Linked DNA regions of Mus musculus: all the other regions are linked to region 2. Evidence: chromatin loops called from intact Hi-C (ENCODE). Cell type or tissue: left cerebral cortex. All regions are shown on one strand.

Region 1 (8,000 bases), 130 kb after region 2:
GAAGAGTGACTGTATAGGAGGACCAAAAGTCCCAACTAACCTAGACCCCTGAGATCTCTCAGACACTGAGCCACAAAACAGGCAGCATATACCAGCTGATATATGGCCTCCAACATATATATATACATACTGCCTGGTTTGTAATCAGTCAGAGAAGATGCACCTAACCATCAAGAGACTGGAGGCTCCAGGGTGTGGGGAGGTAGTGGGGAGGTTTGGGGTGGTTGGGGTTAGGGGGTGGGGACATCCTCATGGAGATGAATGGAAGAGGGATGGCATGGAAGAACAGTCAGAGGGTCGCCTGGAAGGTGGATAAAATTTGGATTTAAAAAAAATGATTAAACAAAAATTTTTTGAATTTAAAAAGGATAACAAATAGAAATTTTATAATTTGAAAAATTATATACAAATATATTTATTGTTGGGTGTGAATACACAGTGCCTCTCTCTGTCTCTCTCTGTCTCTCTTTCTCTCTGTGTCTGTGTATGTAGGTCAAAGCGCAACCTGAAGAAGTTAGTTCTTTCTTTTCACTAGGTGGTATCTGGGAATAAAACTCAAGTCATCAGTTTTGCTGTAACCTTTACCTTTCCTGGTAAAAGGAGAGTACAATTTCCATGATGAAGTACTATTTTTTCCTTGACAGATTTATTTTATTTTCAATTGTGTGTATGCATCTGTGGAGGGGTGTAGGCATATGTATGAGTGGGGTCTCAAAGCAGTTAGAAGAAGACATCAGATTTTATGGAGTTGGAGTTACAGGAGTTTTTGATCTAGTTGAAGTAGGTGCTGAGAGACAAACCAGGATTACCCTATAACAGCAGGAAGCAGGGGTTTTCCTTCTAGTATCCTAGTGGAAAGATATTTTTTAAGTTTGGTTTTATCATGGAATACCTTGGTTCCTCCATGTACAGTAGTTAAAAGTTTTGCTTAGTATAGTAGCCTGGGCTGGCATCTGTGTTCTCTTAGGGTCTGGATGACAACTGTTGAGGACCCTCTGGCTTTTAGAGTCTTTGTTGAGAAGTCTGGTGTAGTTCTTACAGGTCCTGCTTTATGTTACTTAGTCTTTTTCCCTTATAGCTCTTAATATTCTTTCTCTGTTCTGTGCATTTTGATTTTTATGTGATAGGAGGATTTTCTTCATTACTTGGTGGCTTGTACATTATGTTGCATCTCTTTAGGTTATAGACAGTTTCTCCTACAAATTTGCTAAAGATAATTTCTCTCTCTTTGATCTGTGAATCTTCACTCTATTCTATTTCTATGATTCTTAAGTTTGATCTTTTCATTGTGTCCAAAATTTCCTGGATGTTTTGGGTTAGGGGCTTCGTAGGCTTTTTATTTTCTTTGACCACTGTGACAATATCTTCTATGGCATTTTCTATGCCTGGGATTCTCTCTTCTATCTCTTGTATTCTGCAGATGAAAGAAAAACAGCCTGAATTTTGTAAGCAAATGGATGGAACTAGAAAATATCATCCTGCGTGAGGTAACTCAGACTCAAAAATACATGCACGGTATGTTCTCACTAATAAGAGGTTATTAGATTTTTAAAAATGTACAGAATACCCAAGATACAGTCCACAGAACTAAAAAAAAAATGTTCAACAAGCTCAAGGAGAGAGGTGAAGAGAACATGATCTGGTATTGGGCGAGAGAAAAGGACTGACATCATGAGGGCCAGCAAAATAATGGAAACAGGCAACCTTGGAGGGTAAGAGGTAGGGGGACCCTCCAGAATGCACCAGAGACCTGGGAGGTAAGGAACACTCAGGACTCAAAGGGAGGGGCCTTAGACGAAATGCTCTACAAGTGGGGAGAGGAAATTGTAGAGTCCACCTCTCATAGAAAGACAGGGCATCAGGTGAGGGATGGGGTTGCCATCCCACAGTAAAACTCATAATTGTTCATGTCTAAAAGAACTGCAGGGACAAAAATGGAGAGGAGCCCGAGGAAAAGGAGATCCTGTGACAGTTCCAAAGTGGAATCCTGCTCAAGGGGAGGTTCCAAGGCCTGACACTATTATTGAGTCTATGGAAAGGTCACAAAAAGGACCTATCATGACTGCCCTCTGAAAGACCCAGCAAGCAGCTGAAAGAGTCAGATGTAGATATTTTCACCCATCCAATGGACAGAATCTCCTGACCCCTGTGGTTAAATTAGAGAAAAGCTGGGAGGAGCTAAGGAGGAGGGTGATCAACAGTCTCAACTAACCTGGACCCCCAAGACCTCTTAGACATTGCAACACCGACCAGACAGCATATGAGGCCCACAACATATATATATGTATATGTATATGTATATGTATATGTATATGTATATGTATATGTATATGTATATGTATATGTATATGTATATGTATATATATATATATCAGAGGACTGCAGGGTTTGGGTTCAGTCAGAGATTATGCACCTAACCCTCAAGAGACCGGAAGCCCTAGAGAGTTTAGAGGTCTAGTGGGGGTGGGCACATCTTTGTGGAGAAAGGGGTTGGGGAGGAGGAATGAGATGGGGGAATAGTCAGAGGGTGGACCAAGAGGGAGATAAAATCTGGAGTGTAATAAAAGAAGATTAAGTAAAATTTAAAATGTATAGAAAAGAAGAGAATACTAAGCAAATGATAAACAAAAAACTACCTTTCAACCACCATCTGTAGCTCCCTACCTCTTTCTTATGTTTTCTATCTCCAGGGTTCCTTGCGGTTTCTTTTATTGTTTCTAATTCCATTTTTATGTCTTTGAGTTTTGTTCAATTTTTTCACTGGCTTGATTGTATTTTCTTGTATGTCTTTAAGGGATTTGTTTCTTCTTTAAGGGCTTCTACCTGTTTTGCCTGTATTTTGCTGTATTTCTTTTTTTTTTTTTTGCTGTATTTCTTTAATGGAGTTATTTATATCCTCTTTAAAGGCCTCTATCATCTTCATGAGATGGGATTTTAGGTCAGAATCTTGCTTTTTAGGTGTGTTAGAATATCCAGGGCTTGCTGTGGTGGGAAAATTGGGTTCTGATGCGGCTGGATTGTATTGGGTTCTGTTGTTTATGTTCTTGTGCTTGTCTCTGGTCATATGTTTTTTTCTGGTGTTAACTAGCCTGAGTGTCTCTGACTGGAGCTATGTAGAGCTCTGTGACCTGGGTTAGAGTATGCCTCCTTGGAGGCAAGCAGTGCTGTCTCTGGTTAGGGATGGCCTCCTTTGTCCTTGGTTAGAACATACCTATAGTGTTCCTGGTTAGGGTAGACCTCCTGTGTTCCTGGTTGGGGTGAACCTCCTGAGAGACAGGCAAGCTTTGGTTTCTAGGAGCAGGATCTTCACCAGTTGTAGATGGAGGGGCAGACTGGGAGAACTGTGTACTGGTTACCACAGGCCTACTTGGAGACAATCATTTTAAAGAAGATTGAAATTGCTGCTTGGCTGCATGCCATGGGGACAACATGATTCCAGTGCCAGACATCTTCAAGTAAGGAAACCAAGAGTTCTTTTTACACAACCCTGTGTAAGTTACCAAATTGCTAGAGTGTACCAGTTGCATATATGAAACAATATGCTTCAGAATTTATATAGAAAATTTATATTTGACATGCATGTATATATTGTATTTGAGCACTTAGCCTCTGTTTTCTTTTATTTTCCTTTCCAGTCTCCTGGTAAAGCCTTCTCAAAATAGCCTCTTCTAATTTGCTGACTTTTTTGTTGTTTCTTCTGAATTTAATTATGAATGCTTCATGAGTACACATTATTTCTGGAATATGATTATAGCACATAGAGAATAACCCCCTCCTTTCCCTAGCGTCCCTTGTTACCCAGATATTCTACGAAGAGTAAGAACACATGCACCCCTTCCCCTTGCTTGATGAAATGGTGATGAGTCAAATCTTGTGCAAATAACTGCGGTGGCAGTTTGCTCATATGAATAATGGCCATGTTATGTCTAGAAGATGCTATTTCACAGCATTCCCCACAATAATTGTATCTTATGTTCTTTCTGTCTCTTGTTCCGTGATTATCTCTGCTTTGTTAAAATGGGGATGGGGGAACATTCCTTTTAAGGAATTTCACAGTCACATATTTTCTGTACTTTCACTAATTCTGTACTCTGCCTTAACCAGTATCTACTGAAAGAAGTCTTCTAGGATGAATGCTAAGAATAGCACCATTCTATGGGTTTAAATATACAGATGTACAAAGCAGTTTGATGCCATCCCCATTCAGCAAGCAAGATAAAACAAATAAAAGAAAAACAAAGCAGCTAAACAAACAATGGTAGGTTTTTTCTTAGGTTTTATGACCACCCCATGCAGTCTCTTGAACAGGCTTGCAGTTCCAGGCATTATAATGAATATCATTCTGCTTATTTCTGATAATGACAAGAAAAACACCATAAAAATTCACCTGGAGCAGAACTTATAGACAGTCTTCACATTTTCTCCTCTTTGTGTGTTAATACAACACTGACTAAAATATACCCAGTGAAAACATAAACTCATGGTGACAATTGTCCCATAGGTTCTCATTGTATTAAGCATTTACCTGAAACTTACTGACAGACGTCCCAAATCAAGCAGTCTCAATGCTATGCTAACATCTATGCAAAGGCTATTTTACCTTCTTCCACAAGGCCATATGCTTTTCAGACCGTCTGCCCTTCATAATCTCGTCGCCCCATATACATGTAAAGGACTGGTCTCTGAGATTTGTGGGGGCAAAATCTCTTCTCTCAGGCATGTTCTCCAGATGCTTCTGATGAAGGCATTCTTATTCTACCATTTTTGTAGCATATATATATATATATATATATATATATATATATATATATATAGTCTAACTGAGAGTACTAACAACACTTTCATGTGAAGTTTTAGATTCTTTTTTAAAAAATATTTATTCATTAATTTTTTATACCCCATATTTTATTTTCCCCCTGCCTCTGTCCACTTTCAAACTGTTCCATGTCCCACACCACCTCCCCACCCCCTGTCTCCACATGGGTCTTCCCATACCCCATCCTACCTGATCTCTAAACTCCTTGGGCCCTCCAGTCTCTTGAGGGTTAGGTGTATCATCTTTGAATGAACACAGACCCTGCAGTCCTCTGCTGTATGTGTGTTGGGGGCCTCATATCAACTGGTGTATGCTGTCTGTTTTGTGGTACAATGTTTGAGAGACCTTGGGGGTCCAGATTCATTGAGACCATTGGACCTTCTACAGGTTTGCCCTTCTTTTGAGCTTCTTTCAGTCTTCCCTAATTCAATAACAGGGGTCAACTGCTTCTGTCCATTGTTAGATGCAAATATCTGCATCTGATTCTTTCAGCTGCTTGTTGGGTCTTTCAGAGGGCAGTCATGCTAGGTCCCTTTTGTGAATGCTCCATAGCCTTAGTAATAGTCTCAGGCTTTGGGACCTCACTTGAGGTGGATCCCACTTTGGGCCTGTCACTGGACCTTCTTTTCCTTGGGTTCCTCTCCATTTCTATCCCTGTAGTTCTTTCAGACAGGGGCAATTAAGGGTAAGAATTGTGACATTGGGATGTACCCCCCTCCCTCATTTGATGCCCTGTCTTCCTGCTGGATGTGGGCTCTATATGTTCCCTCTTCCTACTGAAGTTATTGTCATACAGGTCTTTTACTTGTTCGGTTAAAGTTAATTGCCACACCCATTCCAGTGAAGTCTACAAAACAAGCCCAAAAACTTGGCCACAGTCCCAAGGCATAAAGTTTCATGGAAACTTTCCAGGAGGAAAGTTTCTGGTGTCTCATAAACAGATGTGTTTCAGATTCGTCCTTGCATTAGTTGGTGAATGATTCTGTGTGCTTTCTTTCAGTATTGTTTTATTATACGTGCCTCCAAGGAGATCATTCATTGGTTGGTCTTTTACAAAATTTCTGTAACATCATTACTTCAGCAAAAATTGTAGGCTGGCGAGATTGTAGTTCAAAGGTTTTGTGTCTGTGTTGGTGACCCAGTCCCATCACTGGAAGCCTTGCCTGGTTATAGAAAATGTCCAGTTTCTGCTCAGTATCAGGGATTAGTAGGCATTTTCACTAGAAGCACTTAGATTCCAAGGAGTTTCCACTGCAGTATGTTTTCACATTGCTCACCAAATGAGTACTCACTTCAGTCACCTCCCTAATACTCACTTCCTCCATACATCCCCCACCTGATTGCTTCGTTTCCACCCCTACCTTCCCCCTAGTCCACCTGTAATGAATATTATATTTTTCCTTCTCAGGGAGATCCATGCATGCATCCTGCCTTGAACCTTCCTTATTACTTAGCTTTTGACTCTGGATTTTAGCATAATTATTTTTTAATTATCTGATTACTTGCAAATTAATGAATACACACCATGTTTGTTGGGAGAGTCTGGGGTACATCACTCAGGAAGATTTTTTTGTTTTGTTTTGTGCCAGGGACCCCGGTGGAGTCAGCTTGACAGATGAAAGTCTGAAAGCTTTTTCATGAGGAAAAAGTTTCAAGGAAACTTACTCCCGGATCTTTGGCTATTTCCCTAACCCATAAAATTAATTTTCCAAAACCACATTAGTCTAGTGTATGGATCCACGTGCACTCTATATAGTATTACCTTATAGTAAATGCCTTTTAAGATTGTATTCTAACATAGCTAAAGCCTTTTTCCAGTGTTCTTAGATTCCAGATAGCAGCAAAGAGCTTAACCTATTTAGTAACTAATTAAGCTGCATCATAAAACAATATAAACATCTGTCATTTACTCAGCTGTCTGTAGATAGAGACTAAAAGTCTCACTGAGATAGAAATCTTTTACTACAGGCTACATTCCATGTCAAGTATAAGTTGATATACTACCCTGATAAGGGGAAACTCTCCAGACAAGATAAGTTTTACTAGACCTAAGAATTTAGAGCTCTGTGATAGCGCATTACTCTTAAGGCCTGTCAAGAGTTAACAACCCCCTGATGCTTTTAACCTTAAAGTGTGAAATTCTTGCCTGGCATTAGGCTGATCCTAGGCAGGGCTTGTTATCCCTAATGTAAACATTTAATTAGTCCCTGTAAATTCCTTTCTGCTGTAACTGGTGAATTTCAGTGTATCTTGTCTTTTTGTGATTTGTATCCTCTGATAATTCGTTGTAATATAAGTCTGAAGCTCAACCAGAACATTACATTCAGATTCAACACCATTTTCGTGTATCTGTCTGTCACTACATCTTATCTTGCCCATCTACTCTAGAGACCCTTTCCTACACAGGCACAAGGGACCAGAGGGCCTGTGGCAGTTTTGCTTTTGTATCTTCACACATTTGTCTGCAAATCTCACAATGCTTTTTTTTTTAAATCTGAGAAATAATCCATTGTATAAATTTACCACAATGTATCTTGAGGTAGCTTGATTTACAGTTTTCTTAGGAAAGATTATACTAATTTTTATACTGGCTATAGAAGTTGACACTCATACCAATAATGGAAGAATTTTCTCCTTGCTTCACATTCTTGCCAGCATGAGCTGCCACTTGTGTTTTTGATAATATCCATTCTCACAGGTGTAAGATGGAATCTCAAAGTAGTTTTGATTGCATTTCCCTGAAGGCTAAGGATGTTTAACATTTCAAGTGTTTCTCAACCATTCCTGCTTAGATGTGTACATGATTTTACTTTACAGCATGAATTTTATTTTAAAACTAGGTCATGAGTTACAGTAATCAGACCAAAAGGAAATTACCCATATGTGTGTTTTACAAAAGTAATTTATACTTTTTAAAATTTTTTAAATTTTTATTGGTTATTTTATTAACATTTCCTTTTTATTTAGTTTTTACTTTTTTTTCTTATTAGATACTTTCTTAATTTACATTTCAAATGTTATCCCATTTCCTGGTTTCTCCTCAGAAAACTCCATATCCCCTCCCCCCTCTCCCTGCTCACCAACCTACCTACTCCCACTTCTCAGCCCTGGAATTCCCCTATACTGGGGCATAGAACCTTCATAGGACCAAGGGCCTCTCCTCCCATTGATGACTGACTAGGCC
Region 2 (8,000 bases):
AAGAATGGATCAATTTTCAGCAGTTGAGTCAGAACCATTTGTTGAAAATTCTGTCTTTTTTCCACTGGATGATTTTAGCTCCTTTGTCAAAGATCAAGTGACCATAGTTGTGTGGATTCATTTCTGAGTCTTCAATTCTATTCCAATGATCTACCTGCTTGTCACTGTATAAATACTATGAAGTTTTTATCACAATTTCTCTGTAGTACAGCTTGAGGTCAGGGATGATGATTCCACCAGAGGTTCTTTTATTTTGGGGAATACTTTTTGCTATCCTAAGTATTTTGTTATTCCAAATGATTTTTCAAATAGCTCTTTTTAACTCTGCGAAGAATTGTGTTGAAATTTTGCTGGGGATTCCATTCAATCTGTAGATTGCTTTTGGCAAGATGGTCATTTTTATTATATTAATCCTGCCAATTCATTAGCATGGGAGATCTTTCCATCTTCTGAGATCTTCTTCAATTTCTTTCTTCAGAGACTTGAAGTTCTTATCATACAGATCTTTTACTTCCTTAGTTATTATTCAGATCTTTCACTTCCTTAGAGTCACACCAACGTATTTTACATTATATGTGACTATTGTGAAGGGTGTTTTTTCCCTAATTTCTTTCTCAGCCTGTTTATCCTTTGTGTAGAGAATGGCCACTGAGTTTTTTGGATTAATTTTATATCCAGCTACTGCACTAAAGTTTTTATCAGGTTTAGGAGGTCTCTGGTGGAATTTTTAGGTTCACTTATATGTAATATATCATCTGCAAATAGTGAAATTTTGACTTCTTCCTTTCCAATTTGTATCCCTTTCAGCTACTTTTGTTATCTAATTACTGTGGCTAGGACTTTGAGTACTATAATGAATAGGTAGGGAGAGAGTAGACAGTCTTGTCTAGTCCTTGATTTTAGTTGGTACTTGCTTGCTGTATATTGCTTTTATTATGTTTAGGTATGGGCCTTGAATTCATGATATTTCCAAGACTTTTATCATGAAGGGGTGTTCTATTTTGGCCTTCAGTCTCTTGAGGGTTAGGTGCATCATTTCTGAATGAACACAGGCCCAGAAGTTCTCTCCTGCAAATGTGTTTTGAAGGCCTCATTTCAGCTGGTGTATGCTGCCTGTTTGGTGATCCAGTGTTTTAGAGATCTTGGAGGTCCAATTTTTTTTTAAAACTGTAAGATAAATACAAGTGCTCTATAGATACTCTACTATAAATAATTTGAGAGGTTTTTGGAACATTTTCAAATCTCAATAATATCAAAGTTTTCAGGCAACAGTTCTTTTCATGTTGTGATCCTTAGCAAGAAGACAAAGCAACTGGGATCTTATTCATGAATTAAGGGATATGACTTCCTCTTGGTTTCAAGAAGAATTTACACTACTGAATAGCCTTCACCCCAAATATACAAATGTCCTTAGGAGCTAAGGTTATAACAGACATGAGCAGAAACACAGATCATTGTGAATAACACAGTCATCCCTTACTCTACTCCAAAATTCAATGCTAGACCGACAAGATATTCTGAAGAAAGAGCATTTGTCCCACTGGCTCATGTTCGTGATGGGAGAACCTAGTATCTCAGGCTCTACAGGCAAAACAAAACAAAACAAAACAAAACAAAAACAGATAAAAATATTTCAAAGTCATATGTGGCCCCAGAAACAAGGGCAACAGATATCATAAATTCTCTCCTTTGTGGTTCCTAAATATGTTTTATGTAAAGTTCATGCGGATATATATGTATAAGTGTGTATCTCTGAATGTGTTCCTTCGTGTATGTGAATACATGTGTGTATGTGCATATATGTATGTGGCATTTATTTGTGTATACAAGTGACTGTGTTTATCTATGTGTACATATGTATGTATGTGCATACACACTGACACATATGTGTGTGTGTTTAAGATAGAAAGAGGAGAAACAGAGAATAAGACAAAGAGAGAGGGGGTGAGACTAGAAAGAAAAAATAACAAGATGTTGGGGTATATAGTGTGGAAGTGTATCTCTGTGTGTTCAGTTGTTAACTATGTAACAAGAAGAGAGCTAAATGCTTCTGGCAGGACTCTTGTATTGTCATTTCAATTGCCCATCTGTGGGTTTGCTATTTTGTAAATATTCATTTTTCCCTACCTTCCTAAGGCAATCAAAAATGTAACTAATTGCCTACAGCAAATAGCTAAAACCCCATAGCCAGACAGGAAGTGGAAGGTCAAACTTCTGGGCAGAGAGAGGAATGCTAGAAGAAGAGACATGTGATAGATTCAGACAATGGACACAGATGTGAATAGATGAACCAAAGCCAAGAACAAAGTTAGAGCTGGCCATGTAGAGAGACTTAGTACCAGGACTAGTCAAGTTCGTGTAGCTGGGAGACCGTCCAGAAAAAAATATTAAAAAGCCTCTGCATCAATATTTGTGTTGCTGGTAGGTCAATTATAGTTCCACTACAAGAAGAGAAAATGGAAATGGGTAAAGTTAGTAGATATTGTCAAAATATATGTACTTGAAAGATATTCTGTTATGAAATTGTGTAAAATGTGTACATAACAAGAAAGAAGTTTAAGAAGCAGCAACGTTGCACCAAGGACAAAGACACTTGCCACCAAGCTGAGTCTCAGAGTAAGACCTCAAAAGCTATTGGAAAAACCAGAATCAACTCCTAGTTATCTTCTGACCTCCACAAAAATAGCATTGCACATATTCATCTACATGTACACACACACACACACAGAGAGAGAGAGAGGGAGAGAGAGAGATGCACATGTACATAAAGAGAACTAATTACATAAAAGGAATACAAATAAGAGAGTCAGAAAAGGAAAAGAAGAGTCAGAAAAAGATGGATACCATTAAGGAAGTAACAAAACCTCCTAGGAACTAGAAAATGCAAGAAACAATTTTTTTTCTACACACTCCTAATCAAAATAAAGTTTACCAACATCACTACATCAGCCCATAGGGTTTTACCTTAGATACAAGATTTATAGAACTATAAAAAGATAAATTCCTCATATTTAATCAACATAGTTTGTGGTAAATGGTTACAGAAGGAATAGAAAAATAACACTGTTTTTTTTTCCTCTGCATTTTGGTACTTAGAGTATTTATACCAAAGGACATAAGTGACATTGAACAGATGCCGTTTTATTGGGTTCTGTAAACTTGTCAGTTTTTCAGGCATGCTAGGTCTCAGGCAGACAGGGGAAGTGGGCATGCCCAGGACTGTGTGTGGTGTACACAGCTGTTTAAACTCTCAAGGAGGTTTGTGTAGGCAGCTGAAGCTCTGTGGGGGGAGAAAGCTGCCATGATTGTGCTGACAGTAATAAACTGCTAGGTCTTCAGCATGCACATTGCTAATGGTGAGAGTGAAGTCTGTCCCAGATCCACTTCCTGTGAATCGATCAGGGACCCAAGATTCTCTAATGGATGCCCCATAGATAAGCAGTTTAGGAGGCTGCCCTTGTTTCTGCTGGTACCAGGATAAGTAGTTATTTTGGTTTACACTCCACAAAAGACTCTGACTGGACTTGCATCTCATAGTGACCTTCTCTCCTGCTGTCACAGCCAGGGAGGATGGAGACTGGGTCATCACAATGTCCCCACAGGTATCTACAATAGTGAGTAGACAGTGAAAATGCATACATACACATAGATTATAATAACAGATGAAATTTTTCATTTAAATGACCTTATAATGTCATAATGTCAGAACATTATTTGCAAGAAATATCACACACTGGCAAAAACTGCAAATTCCTTATTACAAAGATGAAACTTTGAAAAGGTTTTAATACTTTAAATTTCTTACCAGATACCCAAAGCAGCAAGAACATGAGGACATGGGTCTGTGATTCCATCTTTCTCCCCCCTGCCTGACTGATGCAGTTCAGTCATAATGCAAAGGCCTGGTTTATAAATTCTGAGTAGCTAGGCTGGGCTGGAGGAACCCATGCAAAGTAGACAGACAGTACAAAAGCAAATGCCTGGTCAGTGTCCGTGTGAGTGCTTGGAGTCAATCAACAGGCAAAAATGGCATCAGAGAGAGCATAAGAAGACACTGAAAGTGTTTGTCTTTCTCATCTCCAACATCAATTTACTGTGGAATCTAATAGGTTTGGGTTAAATAAGACATATTTAAATCAGGTGACATTTGTAGAAATTTTAGGAAAGCTATCTTAGATTGACAATTCTAGATAAGATATGCTGAGAAAAATCAGAAGAATACAAGAAGGAAGCCGAGTAAGAAAAATGTCAGATAAAAGATAATAATGGATAGGAAGGGAAAGAAGAGAGTCCACGTATATTGAAGTTAAATTTGTTCATTTTCTCCCATTTCCAAATTCACTCTTATAATGAGAACATGAACAGACATTTGGGCCCCAACTTCCAAAATAAACGTGGGAAAGAGATGAAAATAGAAGCCCATATTAGGTCTGTGGAAATCCTGGGGAAACGTTTCCTAGAATCAGTGAAGCATTAATCTCAAAGGCACACCCAACGGAAACTAACTATCATGTTTCTCACAACTTCAGGGAGCTTAAAGAGGGTTATCAGTTAGGAAATGGCGCATAAAACAAACCAGGTTTCTTCACCTCATTATGCCTGAACACCAGCACTACCAAAAGATATTATTCCACAGAGGTATATTCTAGAGAAATCTAGAAATTAGAAGGATTAAAACTGGCTAAATATGGTCTTGCTCACACTTCAAAAATTCTCCAGAAGGGGGCACAGCCACTCTAAATCAAGTAATGAATGAGACAAGTAGACCACAACATCAGAGATTGTTCATATCTAAAGGGAAAAAAAAATGTTTGATTGTGAAGGAAAATCAATAGCAATAACAGAGATGAAATAACCACCTGAATTCAGGTTAGTGAATTATGAGAGTATATATGAGATGAATCATAAATACAGTATTACATGTAGAGTACTAGAAACAGAAAAGTAAACAAAATATCACAACAGAGTGAGATTCATATCTGTATCCCTGATCTGGAGAGACAGAAGCAGGAGATCCATGAGATTACAGCCAGCTTTGGGTACATAAATTCTAGGCCAGTCTAATCTCTGCGTGGAGGTCAGATTTCCAGATATATATCATTAATCAACTGACTACAAGACACCTCATGGCATTGATATCCAAAGTGAATTATTCGTCTGATTTTAATGTACTAACATTAAACCAGAATATTATTGAAATGAAATATGCTTTTAATCAACATGCATTTTTCTTCTATTTTGTACTAAATATATAATTTTATAGAGCAACTTTCCAGGTATAAAAGATTAAATGATTTGTGATAAGCATGTTCAGATCTCATTTATAAACCACTAACATACCAATATAACAGAGAGACAGTTTGTGGATTAAGAAAGCCCCCAATTAGCTAAAGGGGTTTGAAACCCCATAGGAAGAACAATATCAAACCACTAGATTCCCCCAGAGCTCCCAGGGACTAAAACCACCACCAAAGTATACACACGGAGTGACCCATGGCTCTAGCTGCATATGTAGCAGAGAATGGCCTTGTTGGGCATCAATGGGAGGAGGAGCAATTGGTCCTGTGAAGGCTATGAGCACTCTCATAGAAGCAGGGGGAGGGGTATGGGATAGGGGGTTTCTGAGGGGATAGATTACATTTGACTTTTAAATAAATATAATATCCAATAAAAAAAGAAAGGTCCAGTCTTTGGTGTTGGTAGGCCTGATAATCCCTCAGGCATTCAGGGATAAAGGTAAAGTTGGTAAACTCTCCTGGTGGCAGCAGTCCACTGGGATTGCAAGTAAAGCTGGCTGTCCTGAATGGCAGCAGGCTTCCAGGGATATAGGCAGAGCTGGTCATCACTAATGACTTCAGGCTTCTGGTTGTCCTGTTTGCAGCAGGCCTCCAGGAATGGAAACAAAGCTGGTAGTCCATGATGGCTGTAGACCTCTGGGATTGCTGGTAGAGGTATGGACCAGAAGATGAAACAAAGAGGACAGGGCTGACCTCACAGTTGTTGGGCTTGTTGGAGAAGAGGACAGGTGACTGGCGCATGAGAATCTCACCTGGATGTCCTGGGTGTCAGCAGGACTCCAGGGAAGCAGGCAGAGCTGTGGGCTAGGACATGAAGTACAGAGGGGATAGGAGGAACTCACTGCTGGGTTTTTCTGGAAAGGCCAACAGGCAGGAAATGGGTTTAGGAGTGTCAATTTGTGGTCCCTGATGGCTGTAGGACTCCATTTTTGCAGGTGGATGTGTGTACCGGAAGATTGAGCATAGCAGGGAAAGGACACACATCACAGCTGCTAGGCATACTGGAGAAGCCAGCAGACAGGGGATGGGGACTAGAATAGGGGGTGGAGGGGAGCCTAGCATAACTGCTTTCTAAGAGTCTCCACCCATCATCTGACCAAAACAAATGCAGAGACCTACATCCAAACATCAGAGTTCAAGGAGTCTTGTGAACAAGTTAGGAGAAGGACTGAGAGACCCAGAGAGGATGGGAACTCCATTAGAAGACCAACAGACTCAAATAACCTGGGCCCTTGAGGGGGGCTCCCAGAGACTGAATAACCAACCAAACCATATTAATGGGCTGAATCTAGAGTCTTCCCAACCATCCCCCACACATATGTAGCAGATGTGCAGCTTGGTATTCATGTGAGTCCCCCAACAACTGGAACAACACTCTCTCTGATTCTGTTGCTTGACTGTGAAACTTGTTCCCCTAACTAGCCTGCCTTGACTGGGCTCAGTGGGAGAGTATGTGACTTGATGTGCCATAGTGGATTGGTACCCAGGGTGTGCTGGGGACCTCCTCCAGAGGAAAAAGGGAGGGGTATATGGAAGAAGAGCTGAGTAAGATGGACACTGGGAGGAAAGCAGTCTGAGATTGGAATGTAAATTGAATTAGTTAATCAGTTAGTTAACTAACAAAATAGTTTCCAAAATAAACCGAAGAATATACCAGATGAGCAAGAATCACCATCAGTTTCTAAAACAAATAATGAAGATCTTTGCTAAACTTTTCTTTTTATTAGGAATTTTCTTCATCTAAATTTCCAATGCTATCCCAAAAGTCCCCCATACCCTCCCCCCCACTCCCCTATCCACCCACTATTACTTCTTAGCCCTGGTGTTCTCCTGTACTAAGGCATATAAAGTTTGCAAGACCAAGGGGCCTCTCTTTGCAATGATGGCCGTCTAGGCCATCTTCTGATACATATGCAGCTAGAGATATGAGCTCGGGGGGGGGGGAGGTTCTGGTTAATTCATATTGTTGTTCCACCTATAGAGTTGCAGACCCCTTTAGCTCCTTGGGTACTTTCTCTAGCTCCTCCATTGGGGTCTCTGTGATCCATCCAATAGCTGACTGTGAGCTTATACTTCTGTGTTTGCTAGGCCCTGGCATAGCCTCACAAGAGACAGCTATATCAGGATCATTTCAGCAAAATCTTGCTTTGTGACAGCTGTGGTGAGCTCAGACCATGCTCTCATGTCATTTACTAATGCTCATTCAAATTCAACAGATGGAGACAGGGGTCTGACAAATACAAAGATGCCTGCAGTTAAATATGGGCTTATCACAGAATATAAGGAGAGAGCATAGGGGCTTGGGAGGTAAAATTTCCATGTTCTTTTGTGTATAATCACAAAAGCCTGACAACCTTATTTACTGCTTTTCCCACAAATATGGTCTCCACAATATGTCCTGGTGCATTTGATTCCTTGGGCTGTCTTTTAAAATGCACTACAATCCAACTGACTCAAAATAACACAGATGAACTTCCTCCAGCCTTTGGAACCAGGAAGTCTGAAGTTGATTATCTTGAGTTCCTGGGACACAGCAGCCTCTTCCATGGATCCACCATGCCTACAGGCCTAGGTAAATTCAGTGTCATGTGCAAAATATACTGAGTTAATACAAGGTTAACTAGGCTTTGTTGTTGAATCACATATCTTTTATTCTTGAGAAGAATCACAGTGGCTACCCAATATCTGTGACAGAAAATATAG
Region 3 (8,000 bases), 160 kb after region 2:
TGAGTCAGAACCACTTGTTGAAAATTCTGTCTTTTTTCCACTGGATGATTTTAGCTCCTTTGTCAAAGATCAAGTGACCATAATTGTGTGGATTCATTTCTGGGTCTTCAATTGTATTCCATTGATCTACCTGCTTGTCACTGTATCAATACTATGAAGTTTTTATCACAATTTCTCTATAGTACAGCTTGAGGTCAGGGATGATGATTCCACCAGAGGTTCTTTTATTTTGGGGAATACTTTTTGCTATCCTAAGTATTTTGTTATTCCAAATGATTTTTCAAATAGCTCTTTTTAACTCTGCGAAGAATTGTGTTTAAATTTTGCTGGGGATTCCATTCAATCTGTAGATTGCTTTTGGCAAGATGGTCATTTTTATTATATTAATCCTGCCAATTCATTAGCATGGGAGATATTTCCATCTTCTGAGATCTTCAATTTCTTTCTTCAGAGACTTGAAGTTCTTATCATACAGATCTTTTACTTCCTTAGTTATTATTCAAATTTTTCACTTTCTTAGTTCGAGTCACACCAACGTATTTTACATTATATGTGACTATTGAGAAGGGTGTTGTTTCCCTAATTTCTTTCTCAGCCTGTTTATCCTTTGTGTGTGTAGAGAAAGGCCACTGACTTTTTGGAGTTAATTTTATATCCACTAAAGTTTTTATCAGGTTTAGGAGGTCTTTGGTGGAATTTTTAGGTTCACTTATATGAAATATATCATCTGCAAATAGTAAAATTTTGATTTCTTCCTTTCCAATGTGTATCCATTTCAGGTCCTTTTGTTATCTAATTACTGTGGCTAGGACTTCAAGTACTATATTGAATAGGTAGGGAGAGAGTAGACAGTCTTGTCTAGTCCTTGATTTTAGTAGGATTACTTCAAATTTCTCTCCATTTAGTTTGATGGTTGGTAGTTGTTTGCTGTATATTGCTTTTATTATGTTTAGGTATGGGCCTTGAATTCCTGATATTTCCAAGACTTTTACCATGAAGGGGTGTTGTATTTTGGCCTCCAGTCTCTTGAGGGTTAGGTGCATCATTTCTGAATGAACACAGGCCCAGAAGTTCTCTCCTGCAAATGTGTTTTGAAGGCCTCATTTCAGCTGGTGTATGCTGCCTGTTTGGTGATCCCATATTTTAGAGATCTTGGAGGTCCAATTTTTTTTTTAAACTGTAAGATAAATACAAGTGCTCTATAGATACTCTACTATAAATAATTTGAGAGGTTTTTGGAACATTTTCAAATCTCAACAATATCAAAGTTTTCAGGCAACAGTTCTTTTCATGTTGTGATCCTTAGCAAGAAGACAAAGCAACTGGATCTTATTCATGAATTAAAGGATATGGCTTCCTCTGGGTTTCAAAAAGAATTTACACTACTGAATAGCCTTCACACCAAATATACAAATGTCCTTAGGAGCTAAGGTTATAACAGACATGAGCAGAAACACAGATCATTGTGAATAACACAGTCATCCCGTACTCTAGTCCAAAATTCAATGCTAGACCGACAAGATATTCTGAAGACAGAGCATTTGTCCCACTGGGTCATATTTGTGATGGCAGAACCTAGTATCTCAGGCTCTACAGGCAAAACAAAACAAAACAAAACAACAACAAAAAACAGATAAAAATATTTCAAAGTCATATGTGGCCCCAGAAACAAGGGCAACAGATATCATAAATTCTCTCCTTTGTGGTTCCTAAATATGTTTTATGTAAAGTTCATGCGGATATATATTTATAAGTGTGTATCTCTGAATGTGTTCCTTCATGTATGTGAATACATGTATGTATGTGCATATATGTATGTGGTGTTTATTTGTGTATACATGTGACTGTGTTTATCTATGTGTACATATGTATGTATGTGCATACACACTGACATATATGTGTGTGTGTTTAAGATAGAAAGAGGAGAAACAGAGAATAAGACAAAGAGAGAGAGGGGGTGAGACTCAAAAGAAAAAAAATACAAGATGTTGGGGTACATAGTGTGAAAGTGTATCTCTGTGTGTTCAGTTGTTAACTATGTAACAAGAAGAGAGCTAAATGCTTCTGGCAGGACTCTTGTATTGTCATTTCTATGGCTCATCAGTGGGTTTGCTATTTTGTAAATATTCATTTTTCCCTACCTTCCTAAGGCAATCAAAAATGTATCTAATTGCCTATAGCAAAGAGCTAAAACCCCATGGTCAGACAGGAAGTGGAAGGTCGAACTTCTGGGCAGAGAGAGGAATGCTAGAAGAAGAGACATGTGATAGATTCAGCCAATGGACACAGATGTGAACAGATGAACCAAAGCCAAGCACAAAGTTAGAGCTGGCCATGTAGAGAGACTTAGTACCAGGACTAGTCAAGTTCGTGTAGCTGGGAGACTGCCCAGCAAAAATATTAAAAAGCCTCTGCATCAATATTTGTGTTGCTGGTAGGTCAATTATAGTTCCACTACAAGAAGAGAAAAGGGAAATGGGTAAACTCAGTAGATATGGTCAAAATATATGTACTTGAAAGATATTCTGTTATTAAATTGTGTAAAATGTGTACATAAGAAGAAAGAAGTTTAAGAAGCAGCAACATTGCACCAAGGACAAAGACACTTGCCACCAAGCTGAGTCTCAGAGTAAGACCTCAAAAGCTATTGAGAAAACCAGAATCAGCTCCTAGTTATCTTTTGACCTCCACAAAAGTAGCATTGCACATATTCATCTACATGTACACACACACACACACACACACACAGAGAGAGAGAGAGAGAGAGAGAGAGAGAGAGATGCACGTGTACATAAAGAGAACTAATTACATAAAAGGAATACAAATAAGAGAGTCAGAAAAGGAAAAGAATAGTCAGAAAAAGATGGATAACGTTAAGGAAGTAACAAAACCTCGTAGGAACTAGAAAATGCAAGAAACAATTTTTTTTCTACACACTCCTAACCAAAATAAAGTTTACCAACATCACTACATCAGCCCATAGGGTTTTACCTTGGATACAAGATTTATAGAACTATAAAAAGATAAATTCCTCATATTCAATCAACATAGTTTGTGGTAAATGGTTACAGAAGGAATAGAAAAATAACAGTGTTTTTTTTTTTCTCTGCATTTTGGTACTTAGAGTTTTTATAACAAAAGACAAAGTGTCATTGAACAGATGCCTTTTTATTGGGTTCTGTAAACTTGTTAGTTTTTCAGGCATGCTAGGTCTCAGGCAGACAGGGGAAGTGGGCATGCCCAGGGCTCTGTGTGGTGTACACAGCTGTTTAAATTCTCAAGGAGGTTTGTGTAGGCGGCTGAAGCTCTGTGGGGGGGAGAAAGCTGCCATGATTGTGTTGACAGTAATAAACTGCTAGGTCTTCAGCATGCACATTGCTAATGGTGAGAGTGAAGTCTGTCCCAGATCCACTTCCTGTGAACCGATCAGGGACCCAAGATTCTCTAATGGATGCCCCATAGATAAGCAGTTTAGGAGGCTGCCTTTGTTTCTGCTGGTACCAGGACAAGTAGTTCTTTTGGTTTACACTCCACAAAAGACTCTGACTGGACTTGCAGCTCATAGTGACCTTCTCTCCTGCTGTCACAGCCAGGGAGGATGGAGACTGGGTCATCACAATGTCCCCACAGGTATCTACAATAGTGAGTAGATAGTGAAAATGCATACATACACATAGATTATAATAACAGTTGAAATTTTTCATTTAAATGACCTTATAATGTCATAATGTCAGAACATTATTTGCAAGAAATATCACACACTGGCAAAAATTGCAAATTCCTTATTACAAAGATGAAACTTTGAAAAGGTTTTAATACTTTAAATTTCTTACCAGATACCCAAAGCAGCAAGAACATGAGGACATGGTTCTGTGATTCCATCTTTCTCCCCCCTGCCTGACTGATGCAGTTCAGTCATAATGCAAAGGCCTGGTTTATAAATTCTGAGTAGCTAGGCTGGGCTGGAGGAACTCATGCAAAGTAGACAGACAGTACAAAAGCAAATGCCTGGTCAGTGTCCGTGTGAGTGCTTGGAGTCAATCAACAGGCAAAAATGCCATCAGAGAGAGCATAAGAAGACACTGAAAGTGTTTGTCTTTCTCATCTCCAACATCAATTTACTGTGGAATCTAATAGGTTTGGGTTAAAATATAAGACATATTTAAATCAGGTGACATTTGTAGAAATTTTAGGAAAGCTATCTTAGATTGACAATTCTAGATAAGATATGCTGAGAAAAATCAGAAGAATACAAGAAGGAAGCCGAGTAAGAAAAATATCAGATAAAAGATAATAATGGATAGGAAGGGAAAGAAGAGAGTCCACATATATTGAAGTTAAATTTGTTCATTTTCTCCCATTTCCAAATTCACTCTTTTTTTAAAATTTTTTATTAGGTATTTAGCTCATTTACATTTCCAATGCTATACCAAAAGTCCCCCATACACACCCACCCCCACTCCCCTACCCACCCACTCCCCCTTTTTGGGCCTGGCGTTCCCCTGTACTGGGGCATATAAAGTTTGCGTGTCCAATGGGCCTCTCTTTCCAGTGATGGCCGACTAGGCCATCTTTTGATACATATGCAGCTAGAGTCAAGAGCTCCGGGGTACGGGTTAGTTCATAATGTTGTTCCACCTATAGGGTTGCAGATCCCTTTAGCTCCTTGGGTACTTTCTCTAGCTCCTCCATTGGGAGCCCTGTGATCCATCCATTAGCTGACTGTGAGCATCCACTTCTGTGTTTGCTAGGCCCCGGCATAGTCTCACAAGGGACAACTACATCTGGGTCCTTTCAATAAAATCTTGCTAGTGTATGCAATGGGGTCAGCGTTTGGATGCTGATTATGGGGTGGATCCCTGGATATGGCAGTCTCTACATGGTCCATCCTTTCATCTCAGCTCCAAACTTTGTCTCTGTAACTCCTTCCAAGGGTGTTTTGTTCCCACTTCTAAGGAGGGGCATAGTGTCCACACTTCAGTCTTCATTTTTCTTGAGTTTCATGTGTTTAGGAAGTTGTATCTTATATCTTGGGTATCCTAGGTTTTGGGCTAATATCCACTTATCAGTGAGTACATATTGTGTGAGTTCCTTTGTGAATGTGTTACCTCACTCAGGATGATGTCCTCCAGGTCCATCCATTTGCCTAGGAATTTCATAAATTCATTCTTTTTAATAGCTGAGTAGTACTCCATTGTGTAGATGTACCACATTTTCTGTATCCATTCCTCTGTTGAGGGACATCTGGGTTCTTTCCAGCTTCTGGCTATTATAAATAAGGCTGCTATGAACATAGTGGAGCATGTGTCCTTCTTACCAGTTGGGGCATCTTCTGGATATATGCCCAGGAGAGGTATTGCTGGATCCTCCGGTAGTACTATGTCCAATTTTCTGAGGAACCACCAGACTGATTTCCAGAGTGGTTGTACAAGCCTGCAATCCCACCAACAATGGAGGAGTGTTCTTTCTCCACATCCTCGCCAGCATCTGCTGTCACCTGAATTTTTTATCTTAGCCATTCTGACTGGTGTGAGGTGGAATCTCAGGGTTGTTTTGATTTGCATTTCCCTGATGATTAAGGATGTTGAACATTTTTTCAGGTGCTTCTCTGCCATTCGGTAATCCTCAGGTGAGAATTCTTTGTTCAGTTCTGAGCCCCATTTTTTAATGGGGTTATTTGATTTTCTGAAGTCCACCTTCTTGAGTTCTTTATATATGTTGGATATTAGTCCCCTATCTGATTTAGGATAGGTAAAGATCCTTTCCCAATCTGTTGGTGGTCTTTTTGTCTTATTGACGGTGTCTTTTGCCTTGCAGAAACTTTGGAGTTTCATTAGGTCCCATTTGTCAATTCTCGATCTTAGAGCACAAGCCATTGCTGTTCTGTTCAGGAATTTTTCCCCTGTGCCCATATCTTCAAGGCTTTTCCCCACTTTCTCCTCTATAAGTTTCAGTGTCTCTGGTTTTATGTGAAGTTCCTTGATCCACTTAGATTTGACCTTAGTACAAGGAGATAGGAATGGATCAATTCGCATTCTTCTACATGATAACAACCAGTTGTGCCAGCACCGATTGTTGAAAATGCTGTCTTTATTCCACTGGATCGTTTTAGCTCCCTTGTCGAAGATCAAGTGACCATAGGTGTGTGGGTTCATTTCTGGGTCTTCAATTCTATTCCATTGGTCTACTTGTCTGTCTCTATACCAGTACCATGCAGTTTTTATCACAATTGCTCTGTAGTAAAGCTTTAGGTCAGGCATGGTGATTCCACCAGAGGTACTTTTATCCTTGAGAAGACTTTTTGCTATCCTAGGTTTTTTGTTATTCCAGACGAATTTGCAAATTGCTCCTTCTAATTCGTTGAAGAATTGAGTTGGAATTTTGATGGTGATTGCATTGAATCTGTAGATTGCTTTTGGCAAGATAGCCATTTTTACAATGTTGATCCTGCCAATCCATGAGCATGGGAGATCCTTCCATCTTCTGAGATCTTCTTTAATTTCTTTCTTCAGAGACTTGAAGTTTTTATCATACAGATCTCTCACTTCCTTAGTTGGAGTCACGCCGAGATATTTTACATTATTTGTGACTATTGAGAAGGGTGTTGTTTCCCTAATTTCTTTCTCAGCCTGTTTATTCTTTGTATAGGGAAAGGCCATTGACTTGTTTGAGTTTATTTTATATCCAGCTACTTCACCGAAGCTGTTTATCAGGTTTAGGAATTCTCTGGTAGAATTTTTGGGGTCACTTATATATACTATCATATCATCTCCAAAAAGTGATATTTTGACTTCCTCTTTTCCAATTTGTATCCCCTTGATCTCCTTTTGTTGTAGAATTGCTCTGGCTAATACTTCAAGTACTATGTTGAAAAGGTAGGGAGAAAGTGGGCAGCCTTTTCTAGTCCCTGATTTTAGTGGGATTGCTTCCAGCTTCTCTCCATTTACTTTGATGTTGGCTACTGGTTTGCTGTAGATTGCTTTTATCATGTTTAGGTATGGTCCTTGAATTCCTGATCTTTCCAGAACTTTTATCATGAATGGGTGTTGGATCTTGTCAAATGCTTTTTCTGCATCTAACGAGATGATCATGTGGTTTTTGTCTTTGAGTTTGTTTATATAATGGATTACATTGATGGATTTTCATATATTAAACCATCCCTGCATCCCTGGAATAAAACCTACTTGGTCAGGATGGATGATTGCTTTAATGTGATCTTGGATTCTGTTAGCGAGAATTTTATTGAGGATTTTTGCATCGATATTCATAAGAGAAATTGGTCTGAAGTTGTCTATCTTTGTTGGATCTTTCTGTGGTTTAGGTATCAGAGTAATAGTGGCTTCATAAAATGAGTTGGGTAGAGTACCTTCTACTTCTATCTTGTGAAAAAGTTTGTGCAGAACTGGAATTAGATCTTCTTTGAAGGTCTGATAGAACTCTGCACTAAACCCGTCTGGTCCTGGGCTTTTTTTGGCTGGGTGACTATTTATAACTGCTTCTATTTCTTTAGGGGATATGGGACTGTTTAGAAGGTCAACTTGATCCTGATTCAACTTTGGTACCTGGTATCTGTCCAGAAATTTGTCCATTTCATCCAGGTTTTCCAGTTTTGTTGAGTATAGCCTTTTGTAGAAGGATCTGATGGTGTTTTGGATTTCTTCAGGATCTGTTGTTATGTCTCCCTTTTCAGTTCTGATTTTGTTAATTAGGATTTTGTCCCTGTGCCCTCTAGTGAGTCTAGCTAAGGGTTTATCTATCTTGTTGATTTTCTCAAAGAACCAACTCCTTGTTTGGTTAATTCTTTGAATAGTTCTTCTTGTTTCCACTTGGTTGATTTCACCCCTGAGTTTGATTATTTCCTGCCGTCTACTCCTCTTGGCTGAATTTGCTTCCTTTTTTTCTAGAGCTTTTAGATGTGTTGTCAAGCTGCTAGTATGTGCTCTCTCCTGTTTCTTCTTGGGGGCACTCAGAGCTATGAGTTTCCCTCTTAGAAATGCTTT

Evidence for each region. Peaks named below come from ENCODE experiments on the same cell type or tissue, not always from the same donor. Only the 100,000 strongest peaks of a DNase experiment are listed, where the experiment ranks them.
Region 1: a loop joins it to region 2, with 2.3 times the contacts of the local background. A loop is called at or near these places in 5 of 42 quality-filtered maps.
Region 3: it touches region 2 in a loop (4-fold over the local background); 7 of 42 quality-filtered maps call a loop at or near these places.

What each region holds. Positions count from the first base shown.
Region 1 is chr6:70,225,082-70,233,081 of GRCm38, reverse strand. It overlaps Igk. Among named protein-coding and RNA genes, the nearest start is that of Gm46962, 8.4 kb to the right of the region's middle. In left cerebral cortex, no CTCF peak of the experiment used is centred here; a DNase peak (open chromatin) is centred at 3,424.
Region 2 is chr6:70,351,731-70,359,730 of GRCm38, reverse strand. It overlaps Igk and Igkv8-18. Among named protein-coding and RNA genes, the nearest start is that of Gm46962, 140 kb to the right of the region's middle. In left cerebral cortex, a CTCF peak has its summit at 4,738 (motif pointing right); a DNase peak (open chromatin) is centred at 3,260.
Region 3 is chr6:70,189,110-70,197,109 of GRCm38, reverse strand. It overlaps Igk and Igkv8-26. Among named protein-coding and RNA genes, the nearest start is that of Gm46962, 28 kb to the left of the region's middle. In left cerebral cortex, no CTCF peak of the experiment used is centred here; a DNase peak (open chromatin) is centred at 3,281.